Regions from separate parts of the Homo sapiens genome. Here region 2 is linked to region 1. A link is an interaction called in ENCODE POLR2A ChIA-PET data of the cell type or tissue named here. Cell type or tissue: IMR-90. All regions are shown on one strand. Links, peaks and the distances in the headings refer to the core of each region. The heading gives the core; the rest is flanking DNA. Region 1 overlaps PRTFDC1 (phosphoribosyl transferase domain containing 1). Region 2 holds the start of LOC105376456 (a long non-coding RNA gene).

Region 1 (6,514 bases), core at 1,019-6,018:
ATATGATGTTAAGAAATTATCATCATTTTTGTTGGATGTTATAATAGTTTGGCTATACATAATAAAGAATTCATGATACCTTTAATCTATTTTAAAGCACATAAAAATTTTATATACTTTAAACAGTTAAGCATGTATCAAAAATTTAGAAAGTCTTTAGACTTTTCTGGTTTTCAAGCATTTTATAATGTTTTATATTTATATATTATAGAAAGTACAAACTTTCTTTGACAGGTATATATTTATATGTAAGGAAATATGTGCACTTTCTATAATAAGAATGAATACACGGCTGGGCGCAGTGGCTCATGCCTGTAATCCTAGCACTCTGGGAGGCTGAGGAGGGAGGATCACTTGAGGCCAGAAGTTCAAGGTTACAGGGAGCTATGATCGAGATCCTGTCTCTAAAAAATAAAAATAAAATTTAAAAATACGCATTTGTACTTAAACCCTTTTTAAGAAACAAGCAACCTAAAAGTCAATAAATGATTTAAATATGTTTTTAAGTACAGAAATAGCTATGTGAAACATGACTAAGTCTATTTTTTAGAAATAAAAAAGTAACAAGCAGAAAAACAGCTAAAAGAGTTAAAAGTGACTGTCTCTGGGAAGCAAAATTGGGAGCAAACAGAGGTGAAGTGATGGAGGGGTGTTTTTCTTTTAAAAACCTTTCAATCTATTTGATTTGGTTTTTTGTTTGTTTGTTTGTTTGTTTTTGTTTTTTGTTTTGAGATAGAGTCTTACTCTGTTGCCCAGGCTGGAGTGCAGTGGCACCATCTCAGCTCACTGCAACCTCCACTTCCCAGGTGCAGGCACTTCTCCTGCCTCAATCTCCCAAGTGGCTAGGACTGCAGGCTGGCCACCAAGCCCAGCTAATTTTTATATTTTTTGGTACAGAAGGGGTTTCAATATACTGGCCAGGCTGCTCTCGAACTCCTGACCTCAGGTGATTTGCCCGCCTCAGCCTCCCAGAGTGCTGGGATTACAGGTGTGAGCCACGGCGCCTGGCCTCAATCTATTTTAAACATGTGTATGCATTACCTTGATTTGAAGATGTATTTGAATAATTTTGACAGTGTCTTTCAATATCTCTCAATATCAGTATACATCCAAATCCTACTTCCCACTTACCACTATATCTTAGAATTGAAGCTAATCTTTTCAAAGATGACTCTATTGTTTTGCAAGGTTCTGTACTGTCAAAAAAATATTTAATTACATTCAACACATACACTCTACTTAATTAGGCAGGAATGCAGACTAACACATTTTAGAAAGGTTTTTCTTTTTAAAGTTGAAACAAAAAGAGATTGTGAGCCAGAAAATTAAATTAACCACAACATTCTCCAAGTATTCTGGTTGGTTTATAGGTCTGATTGGTAAGCGTCAATCAAACTAAAAATGCACATATCAAGTAACTACTGCAAATTGGTTGTTAGGATCATAGAAATTCTTGTTGAAAATACCAAGAGGACTCCCCTGGCAGTATGACTCTTGTATTTTTTGTTAGAGAAGGGGTTTCAATACACTGAAATATACTGAAAGAGTGGAGGGTAACGTGGCATGCCCTGCTTCAAAAATGGACAAAATAATCTTATACATTTCCATGATAAAATTAAGATTTTCAATGGATTTAATGAATAAAAATGTCATAACTGACAGAAAAACACTTCCAAGAAGTTATTTTAACATAAGAATGTGTTTGATATACGGTGCAAAGTTAACAGAGTTGTTGGTCGGCTGGTTTGGTGGTTGGGTGGTTAACATTTTTATTAATTAAATCTTGCATTAAACATAAGTAAGTTATCGAATGTGTAGTATTTGATCTGATTTTTCTTTTTTTCTTTTGAGATGGAGTCTCACCCTGTCATCCAGGCTGGAGTGCAGTGGTGCAATCTTGGTTCACTGCAACCTCCGCCTCCCGGTTTCAAGTGATTCTCCCGCCTCAGCCTCCTGAGTAGCTGGGATTACAGTCACCTACCACCACACCCAGCTAATTTTTGTATATTTTAGTAGAGACGGGGTTTCACCAAATTGGCCAGGCTGGTCTTGAACTCCTGACCTCAGGTGATCCACCCACCTCGGCCTCCTAAAGTGCTGGGATTACAGACGTGAGCCACTGTGCCAGGCCATGATTCTTAAAGTATTGTATAAATCATAGAGATAAATGAAACATCATCTGAAGAAAGAGAAACACCATTACGTTGAAAGGATAGTCTCACCATTTAGTAAACTGGGATGGCATATTAACAGTCATATTTTAATTTGGTGGGGCAGCATTAACATGTCACTGCTAATCCAATTAATCAGTCAGTTTTAACTCAGTAATAAGTTTAATCAGTTATTATTGCTTTATTCAACAAATAATTATTGAGCATTTATATGCAGGCATTATGCTAGTTTCTGGCAATGCGGTAGGAATCAAGACAAACATGATCCCAACCTCATGGAGATTAGAATATAGTGGGGAAGACAGATATCAAACAAGAAATTAAAATGCAGTACAATCATCGTGTATTAGTCCTTCCTCACACTGACATAAAGAAATACCTGAGACTGGGTAATTTATAAAGAGAAAAGGTGTAATTGGCTCACAGTTCCGCAGGCTGTATAGGAAGCATGGTGCTGGCATCTGTTCTGCTTCTAGGGAGGCTTCAGGAAACTTAAAACTGTGACAGAAGGTGGCTGGGTGTGGCGGCTCGTGCCTGTAATTCCAGCACTTTGGAAGGCCAAGGAGGGCAGATCACTTGAGCTCAGCCTGGCCAACATGGTAAAACTCCATCTCTACTAAAAATACAAAAATTAGCCAGGCGTGGTGGTGCATACCTATAATCCCAGCCACGTGGGAAGGTGAGGTGGGAGAATCGATTGAACCCGGGAAGCGGAGGTTACAGTGAACGGAGATAGCACTACTGCACTCCAGCCTGGGTGACAGAGTGGGACCCTGTCTCAAAAAAAAATTATGGCAGAGGCAAAGGGAGAGCAGCACTTCAGATGTCTGGAGACAGATATGGAGCAAGAGAAAGAGGGGGAGGTGTCATACACCTTTAAACAACCAGATACAACACCACCAAGGGGCATGATGATGCTAAACCATTCATGAGACCCACCCCCGTGATCCAGTCACCTCCCACCAGGCCCCGCCTCGAGCACTGAGAATTACACTTCAACATGAGATTTGTGCAGGGACACAGATCCAAACCATATCACAGTGTTCTTAGGGGAGAGGTAGAGGAATGCCTTGAGAGCTTGTTGCAAAGAATCTAACCAGCTCGCTAAAAATACAGACCAGGCACCTCCCAGCCCTTTCTCTAGCCTACCCTCTTCATCTAGGTTGACAATCCAAGAGGAAATCCTGAGTCCCCAGGGATTTTCGTGGCTGTGCAAGAGTAAGGCTGTCACAGCTGAACCCATGATGCATTTACCGAGCACGGTCTCCATTAGCAATGCAGTTCATGTTGCATTGTTTTCCTGGTAAACTCTCAACAGGCTTTGCCTCCCAAGGGAATGCTGGGGGTGGGAGGCCCTTGGCAGAATTACTGAAATGGGATGACTTTATGGAGAGCTCGTCAGACAGGTCTAAGATAAGCTTGCTTCTAACCTAAATATAGATACTAATATTGCACCACCAACTAATTCCAGAGGACCTGTTAAAATGAATCTGGAAAACCTAGATCACCTCTAGTCCTTTGAATTAGATGGATGGGGAAGGACCGTCTAAGTAAATTGTGAAATTCTAACTATAAGCAAAAAAATGTGTATGTATCCTGTGAGTCAGATTGGCATCACATTCTAAAATATGGGTTTTGTTTATTTCAGAATGTTCTCATTGTTGAGGTAAGCTGGCATTTCCTTTTCCATACTTGGAGGTTGAAAGAATCTAATGGTGAGTTTTAAACGGTAAACCTTGTTATCAAATTGACCAAGGATTTCTTGAGCTCCCACTGGGTGCATGCTCTCCAAATTTAATGAATAGGGGCCAGATAGCGTCCCTGATTTCAAATAATGTAGAATAAAAGCTTTGCAACAGTATTTGTGGGCGACTTTATCCTTTTTGTGTATCCAGTTCCACATATCTCTGTGTTGATTCTTATACTTCTTTGTGAATCAGACAACTTTAAAGAAGAGGAAACTAGCTCACTGAACCAAATTCATTTCACAGTAAAACCAAGGTTAGAACTCTGTTTACCCTGAATTCAGTGTCTTTGCTAAGGACCTCTGATGATTTCAAGAATTCTCAAATACTTTCAGCATCAAAATCATAAACACAATCAATTAAAAATGACGAGCTATGGGGAAAGCTATGTTTTTTTGTTTTTCGTTTTTCGTTTTTTTTAACTTTTGTTTTTCTGTTAAAAAAAAGAGAGAAAAGAGAACGTGGGATCCCTATGGCAGTAGTGGACTAATACAGCAAATGGCCACGTTTCCTTCAGGAGCACGCTTGTCTCATCAAACAGCAAAAAATTCAGGGGAGCTGTTTTCAACCTTTTGTTACACAATTGCCTGTGTGCGCCATGTGCATCTGGAGTTCTTGCTCAGTATAACCCATGGAGTAGACCCTCTAACCAAATGAATTGCCCAACCCTGGCTACATTCAGACCTGTTGTTTTGATAATCAGCTCATGACAGCTGATTCCTGTCCTTAGGACAATAAATCGCCGCTGCCCATTCTCCTCTAATTGTGCAGCAGCTCATCAGCAGAGATGAGCCCGAGCTCACTGCAGCCGTGGACCCTCAGAATTCACAGGCTGTCACCAGCTGCTGTCCAGACACCTCTCACTTCCCAGCCATAGAATCCCCCATTGAGTGGGGGAGGACAAGGGGGAGGTTTTTATCCATTCAGTGTATTCAGATGTACATATCCATGAAAATTCATGTGCCTTGTATTGTGTTACATAAACTCAGGGCCAAATTTAGTCCTTGAATGTGCAGACACAAGTCCAAGTGTACTCAACGAGGAGTCCTACATGCTGTCCAAAGACTAAATTTGGCCCTTCAACACAGCTAAAGGATTCAAGGAGGAAAGAGTCTCCAGTAGATTCCCCAAAACTCAGCTTCCAGAAAGAAGCGCCTGTCTAAATAAAACATAACCAACTCTTCCTCCTACTGTGGCTCCAAATTGGATGGCATTTTTAATTACGATGCATTATTAATCAGGAGTATCTCCCTGGGTGAAAAGTCTATTGTGCTGCTCAAATGCATTTTGTTGAATTTATCTGTCCTTTTTGCAAAGGATGTTGTCGGAACTGGGAGGACCATGAAAGCACTACTCAGCAATATAGAGAAATACAAGCCCAACATGATTAAGGTAGCCAGGTGAGTTGGACATTCATAGCATGGTGATTTCTAGTTTTCCAAGCAAGCCCAAAAGGGATGCTAACACAGGATGCTCTTTCCAAAGAGTGTAATATATTCCAAACTAGTGACCTTTTCCCCTGGGGTATTACAGCTTGACCACACTGAAAAACAGCCCTTGACTGCTAGCCTGAGAGAAGTAAGGGAAGAAGACGTGCTTTGCCGTGTTTCTGAGTTCCTCTTTACTGTGCCTCCATTAGCTGTTTCCAGGAGCAGCTGGATGAGCCCCCGTGCAATTGCTCCGCTCCCTTCATTTTTTTTGTTCTTTGTTTGTTTGTTTTGAGACAGAGTCTTGCTCTGTTGCCCAGGCTGGGCTGGAGTGCAGTAGCACAATCTCGGCTCACTGCAACCTCCACCCCCTGGGTTCAAACAATTCTGATGCCTCAGCTTCCCGAGTAGCTGGGACTACAGGCGCCTGCCACTGCACCCAGCTAATTTTTTGTATTTTTAGCAGAGATGGGGTTTCACCATGTTGGCCAGGCTGGTCTGGAACTCCTGACCTCAAGTGATCTGCCTGCCTCAGCCTCCCAAAGTGCTAGGATTACAGGCACGAGCCACTGCACCCGGCCCTTTTTTTTTTTCTTTTTTATTCTTTAATATGAGACAGGGTCTTGCTCTGTCGCCCAGCCCAAGCTGGAGGGCAGTAGTGTGATCATAACTCACTGCAGCCTCAAACTTCTGGGCTCAAGTGATCCTCCCACCTCAGCCTCCTGAGTAGCTAGGACAGCTACCTTTTTTTTTTTTTTTTTTTTTTTTTTTTGAGACGGAGTCTTGCTCTGTCACCCAGGCTGGAGTGCAGTGGTACAATCTCAGCTCACTGCAACTTCACCCTCCCGGGTTCGAGCAATTCTCTTGCTTCAGACTCCCATGTAGCTGAGACTGCAGACACGTACCACCATGCCCAGCCAATTTTTGTATTTTTAGTAAAGATGGGTTTTCACCATGTTGGCCAGGCTGGTCTCAAACTTATGAGCTCAAGTGATTTGGCCTCCCAAAGTGCTGGAATTACAAGCATGAGCTACTGTGCCTGGCTGACAGCTACCTTTTTAAAAAGTTTTTTTATATTTTATCTGCTTTTTGAGACAGGGTCTCTTTCTGTCACCTAGGCTGGAGTGCAATAGTGCAATCAAGGCTCACTGCAGCCTTCAACTCCTGGGCT
Region 2 (6,514 bases), core at 463-5,462, 82 kb after region 1:
TCTCAGGCTGGGCTTTTTCAAACTGTGGTGGTGATCCTTCACTGGATAGTGAAATAATTTTATTGACTGAAAATAGCATTTTTTAAAAATAGCATAGAAAAGAAGAGAGTATGTCAGAATTTATTGCATGTAGTAAGTGCAGGCTTTATTTTGTGAAACTTTTCTTTCAGTCATACACACATACACACACATTACTAAGGTCTATATAACACAACCACAGACAGATACAAATAATATAATTACATGAATCACATAATTAAATTGGAGAATAAATATTGTACTACTTCTTTAAAACATAGTAAATAGGTTAACATAGAAATGAATACAGAGCCCCATTATTACACTTCTAATTCTTGACTTTTTTTTTTTTTTTTTTTTGAGACAGAGTTTCAATCTGTAGCTCAGGCTGGAGTGCAGTGGTGCAATCATAGCTCACCGCAGCCTTGAGCTCCTGGGCTCAAGAGATCCTCCCACCTCAGTCTCCTGAGTAGTGGGGACTACAGATGCATGCCACCACATGCAGCTAATTTTTAAAATGATTTAATTTTTGTAAAGACAAAAATTACTTACAACATTGCCCAGGCTGATCTCGAACTCCTAGCCTCAAGCAATCCTCCCACCTTAGCCTCCTGCATCACTGGGATTATGTATTCATGAGCCACCACCTGGCCCTTAATTCTTGAAAACTAAAGCTCTAATCGTTTAACAATCAAAGAACACTCTTCTATTGACAAGTGTTTTGTAAAACTATATTCTAGAATATTCCAGGGTATTACAGTGTCTCAGGACCACTGTGGAGTCCAATCCCAGTTTAAGTAACTCTACTACTACTCTGTTTTTATATCTGTGGTGCTACATAAGATTTTATTTGGGTAGGGGGGAAGGAGTTTCTCCTGGCTTGAAAAAAATAAAAGGCCAGGTTCAGTGGTTCTACCTGTAATCCTAGCCCTTTGGGAGGCCAAGGAGAGTGAATTGCTTGAGCCCAGGAGTCCAAGGGCAACGTGGTGAGACCCCATATCTCTACAAAAAATACAAAACTTAGTTGGGCATGGTGGTGCACACCTGTAGTCCCAGCTACCTGGGAGTCTGAGGTGGGAAGACCACTTGAACCCGGGAAGTTGAGGCTGCAGTGAGCTCTGATTGTGCCACTGCACCCCAGCCTGGGTGACAGAGTGACACCCTGTCTCAAAAAATAAATAAATAAGAGATTGAAGTCTACTAACAAAGACCAGGCTTCCTAATAAAACTGGTTAGAAAACATCCTTGACTTGCTGAGTTCATAAGCAAATATATTGTCATCAATAAAGTTTTTTTTGTTGTTTGTTTGGTTGGTTTTTTTTTTTTTTGAGACAGAGTTTTGCTCTTGTTGTCCAGGTTGGAGTGCGATGGCGCGATCTCAACTCGCTGCAACCTTCGCCTCCTTGGTCAGGCTTGTCTTGACCTCCTGACCTCAGGTGATCCACCCGCCTCCGCCTCCCAAAGTGCTGGGATTACAGGCATGAACCACCTTGCCTGGCCAGACCAATAAAGTTTTGCCTGAAATTTATGTTAGGACCATTTCTCATGATGACTTATGTCCTTCTTTTCAACCTAAGCAATACGTTTTCTAGATCCTCATGTTCATGTATTGATTAGTAGTAAATTTGAAAATTATTTTTTTTTTGCTGTCAACAAATACCTTCCAGTGGTTGATATTAATAGTTCTGTAGACTCTCTTTGCATGTAATGGTCCTTGGCCTATAACTAGTTTTTCTTTTGTAAGTGTGTCAAACAGCTGTTCTCAGATATTCTAATTTGCTTTCTTCTAGGCATATGGTAGAACTGAACTTTGTTCTACTGAAATTGCTCATTGCCATGTGATTTGCTTTGGCGAATGAAATGAAACTGAAGGTGATGTGTGGACTCTTCTTGGGGGAGGCATTTCATTGCCAGTGACAGGTACCTTACTGCTCCCTTCCATGTCCCATGTTGATTAAGAAAATAACAGAGCAAAGCATTCTTGCAAACCCATGCTAAACATGTAGCATAATGAAAAATAAGCCTTTGCTGTCTTAAGCACCTGAGATTTGGGATGTATTTGTAATTAAAACATAAGCTAGTCCACGCTAATATGTGGTTTATCATACATTTATTTTCCTGTACATTAAGCTATATTTCTTCTTTGTTTTAATTTGTATCTTTGTTTCTATAGTGATAAATGTTGATTATTCTTCTTACAGCTCCATACTATTTATTGGGCTGTAATAATTCTCTCTTCTGATTTTCCAGTGGGTTTTCTTTTTCTGTGAAAGAGTCACATTGCAAGAATCTTTCTTGAATGACTATCAATAGTGGGATACTTGGAAGAAATACTTTTTTCATTATATTTGGCAAAGAAAAAATATACTTCTTTTTAGAGGATCTCCACCCTTCAGCTGCAACTCATTACTGTCTACCTAAATGCGCTAAACTAGCCAGAAAGCAAATGTTTCCCATTACAAATGACATTTATCAGCTAGTCTCAGGAATCAGTTTCCTTCAAAATTGATCTAGTTTGGAAGTCACAGTTATGACTCACTACTGGATCTTTCAGTGCTTTCAAAGTATAAAAGTACAATGGGCGATATGATTAACATTGACCCATTGCATCTTTTGTACGTATATATCAACCATAACATTTATTTCTCCAAGAAGACATATTTTTGGCTACCAGTATCAGAATGCCTTCCTTAATATGTCTGGTAGTCTTTCATTTGCATTAATGCTTTATATTTTGAAGTTTTTCATATAATGTATTCATTATTATATTTTTAGAATCTATTATTTGAGTTTGCACTGTTGCCCATACACCAAATTATATTGTTAAGAAAATGTTTAAGTAAATGCCATCCAGACTTGAAACCTGATTGAAGTATAAGAAGTCCCCAACTTCCATATGGGTTATGTTCTTAAGATTCATAGTCTGCATTTTGGAGCATGGGTGACATTTCCCAGAAATAATAATTCTGAGATTCATCATTAGTTCCCATCCCAGCCATCCAAAGCCGAGATAACCGCTAAAGTAATTGACATACTTCTTTTGTGTGGTCATCTTAGAAGTCTAATCACCATTTATAGTAATGTTTGAGAAAAACAATCCGTTGGCATTAACAAAAGGCATACATTGATTTGGAGAAAATGTTTGTACCCCTAACCTATCGTAGGAGAAGGGAAGAAATGTAAAGCACTAGGAACACATTGTATTTATTTATTTTTTTAGAGATGAAGTCTCACCATATTGCCCAGGCTGGTTTCAAACTCTTGGACTTAAGCAATCCTCCCACCTCGCCTCCCAAAGTGCCAGGAACACACTTATGTCTCTTACAGCCATGGAAACAATGAACTGCTAACATGTGTTTTTAGAAAGAATGTGGAAGTATGGGAACCTCTTCCTTTATGTGGTAATTGAGGTGAGTATCTTAGAACATCTGGTATGGCTTAGGATGGATGGTAAGGTAAAAAGATCTTTATAAATCAGACATTTCTCATTTCAAACTCAATTTCACACAGTGGCTTAAATGATACTTGAAACAGATCCATGTAGAAGCAACATAATGCAAAATTAACTCAAATGGGGTCTCACCTTCTCATTCTGACTTTCTAGTTGTAAAGTATTGATCATAATCTAATAGGACTATAGTCTAACAATAATTTTTAATGAGATGATGCAGCTTCAAAACTTACATTCCAACCAGTCTATCCCTACAGTGCTATGTGAAGAAGGATTGAAATGACTTTGAAACTCCAAAATTTGTCAATGTAGAACAAACAGTATCTGTTTATGTAGTCATAAATTATAGGTGCCCTGGTGTCCTGCCATCTTGACTCAAAGATGAAGTCGTTCAGTATTGAATCAGTAGGAACTTAGACTTTAGGTATTGTTGGCTCCAGTTTGAAAGCTATAAAATGGTGGCCTGCGGACAAGAGAAGGAACTAAAGAGGAAAATACATAACTCATTGAGGAATTTACCCAATTCTGCCTTTGACCATTATGATACAGTGCTATAAACTCAAGAAAAAGGGTTTTTTTTTCCCCTGCTAAGAACATTTTTTTCAAAGGAAATAGAGAATGAGATCAAAACAGTGCTTGAACTTTTGAAATCTTTTAGACACAGCTATGATTCAGGCATTCAATAACACTGACAGCAAAATCCTTCCCACCACGTCTTGAAGAGTGAAACTAGAGTCAACCGTGAGGTTAAATGGTCTTGAGAAGATTATCTTATTATTGTAAAACTGCCTAGAAGATGAATGGAATTTTCTCTAAGTCACTAGTATTAACCTGTTTGCTAAGTTGAATAGAGAATGCCAGGCAGTTTGAAAAATCTGGGAAAAGTTGAAGCAAAAATAAAAAGTAGGAGGTCTTGGCTGTAATTTTGAGCCAGGAGGTCTTGGCTGTAATGTCTCTTCTGTGCTCTACTAATTGCCTGGTCATTTTGACAACTGAGAGTTAATTTACCCTTCTGCAATGATATCTTCTTGGATTACTTGCTCTCTAGCTCTCTTCCAACTTTGATATGTTCATGTTTCAGTGACCTATTACTGTCAGATATAGGCATTTCTAGGTACTAAAAGGTGGACAGTCATTTATATTATGTCAGTGGTAAGTAGCAGTGGTAGCAGCAGGCTACCATTCATTGAATATTTATTACAGGCAAGATTCCATGCTGAGTCCTTTATATGGATTATCTCATTTAATCTTTGAAGTATCAGAGATTTGATATAATTTGCCCAAGTCCTCCCAGCTATAAAATGCCAGATGTAAAAAAGAGTAGGCTGGGCGCGGTGGCTCATGCCTGTAATCCCAGCACTTTGGGAGGCCAAGGCGGGTGGATCACGAGGTCTGGGCGCAGTGGCTCTTGCCTGTAATCCTAGCACTTTGGAAGGCCAAGGCAGGTGGATCACGAGGTCAGGAGATGGAGACCATCCTGGCCAACATGGCAAAACCCCATCTCTACTAAAAATACAAAAATTAGCCAGACGCGGTGCCAGGCACCTGTAATCCCAGCTGTTTGGGAGACTGAGGCAGAAGAATTGCTTGAATCTGGGAGATGGGGGTTGCAGTGAGCTGAGTTCACACCATTGCTCTCCAGCCTGGATGACAAGAGCAAGACTCTGTCTCAAAAAAAAGAGTAGTGGATATTGATCTTCTAGTCACTTGCTCAAAAGTTAACTGCCATAACAGCTTTGAATGAACACATAAATCTAATATATCCATTCTTTCTGAAAATCAGATGTCTTGTGTGTGTTGGCAACAGATTTTTGTTTAGGTGACATATGGATCTATTCATAGGTATTATGTGCACCACCTCGTGATTCACTGTTCGATAAATTTAAATTTTCATTAGCTAACTTAAAAACTTAATTCCTCTGTCAGTAGCCACAACTCAATGCTCAGTAGCCACATGTGGCTAGTGGTTACCATATTGGGTAGTGCAGATATAGAAAATTTCCAGCAACACAGAAATTTCTACTGGACAGTGTGGCTCTAGTGACTTCATTCTAATTCTCTCTTCCCTGCTCCTCCCAATGTCTCAGTTTTGTCTTAAGGTCAGCTTCATTCACAGTAGCAACAATAGCTGTAGAAGTAAAAACCTTCCCATCCCATCTAGAGGAAGAATTTTCTTTTGGGGTTGTTAGAAGTGTGAGGGAACTTTTTTCCCAGAAGTTTCATTATAATATTGTTATGCCTCATTGTTGCAAATGTGATTATATCCATATCTGAGTAATCCTTATGGCTAGAGAGATAGGATGTTCTGATTGGTTTAAGCCAATCAGGTTCACCCCTGGGGCAATTTCACTGTAATGACTACAATTTCATGGCTGCTATCCGTTGGGTTAGCAAAAAGATTCCTCCAAAACAAGTTGGAGTGCTTTAAACAGAAGAATGGAAGATAAATTTTGGTGAGCTCCATAAAGATATCCACCATACCTTTCATTTTTGCCATTTTTCTAAATCAATGTCAAAGGATGTGTTAAAATGCTGTGCTGAATGTCTCAGGACTCAGGCAAGAATGTAGCCTGAATTGTTTCCATAGTCCCAACAGCAAATTTTCCACTCCATACAATGGCCCTCCAAACTAACTGTTCTGTTTCAATATGGCCCAAGTCCTTAAAATAGTTTTAATGTAGACTATATTAAAAGATATGTATCTAAAAATTAGCTGGGCATGGTGATGGGTGCCTGTGATCCTAGCTACTCAGTAGGCTGAGGCAGGAGAGTCGCTTGAAGCTGGGAGGTGAAGGTTGCAGTGAGCCCAGGTCATGCCACTGCACTCCAGTCTGGGCAACAGAGTGAGACTCTGTCTCAAAAAAAAAAAAAAAAAAAAAAAAAGAAAGAAAAAAAAAGAAAGAAAGAAAAAGGAAGAAAGAGAAAAGGAAACATATGTATTTTTGGGTAAGTATCATAGGAATTATTGAATGCACCATAATAATGGATGTTCAAGTTCAAGAGTTTTGCGGAGACCCAAGGAAGAGACACAGTGAATGGGCAACC

Evidence for each region. ChIA-PET counts read pairs that join two places held together with the same protein. Peaks named below come from ENCODE experiments on the same cell type or tissue, not always from the same donor. Only the 100,000 strongest peaks of a DNase experiment are listed, where the experiment ranks them.
Region 2: POLR2A ChIA-PET joins it to region 1 with 11 read pairs; 2 of 35 experiments call an interaction of 5 or more read pairs at or near these places.

The regions. Positions count from the first base shown.
Region 1 is chr10:24,855,715-24,862,228 of GRCh38, reverse strand. PRTFDC1 (phosphoribosyl transferase domain containing 1) reads left to right here. Exons shown (of 9, transcript NM_020200.7): 5 at 3,820-3,837; 6 at 5,234-5,316. Among named protein-coding and RNA genes, the nearest start is that of PRTFDC1, 94 kb to the left of the region's middle. In IMR-90, for the core only: no CTCF peak of the experiment used is centred there; a DNase peak (open chromatin) is centred at 3,798; H3K27ac peaks cover 240 bases.
Region 2 is chr10:24,773,376-24,779,889 of GRCh38, reverse strand. LOC105376456 (a long non-coding RNA gene) reads left to right here and starts at 1,716. Exons shown (of 3, transcript XR_930757.3): 1 at 1,716-1,938; 2 at 3,239-3,428. In IMR-90, for the core only: no CTCF peak of the experiment used is centred there; no DNase peak of the experiment used is centred there.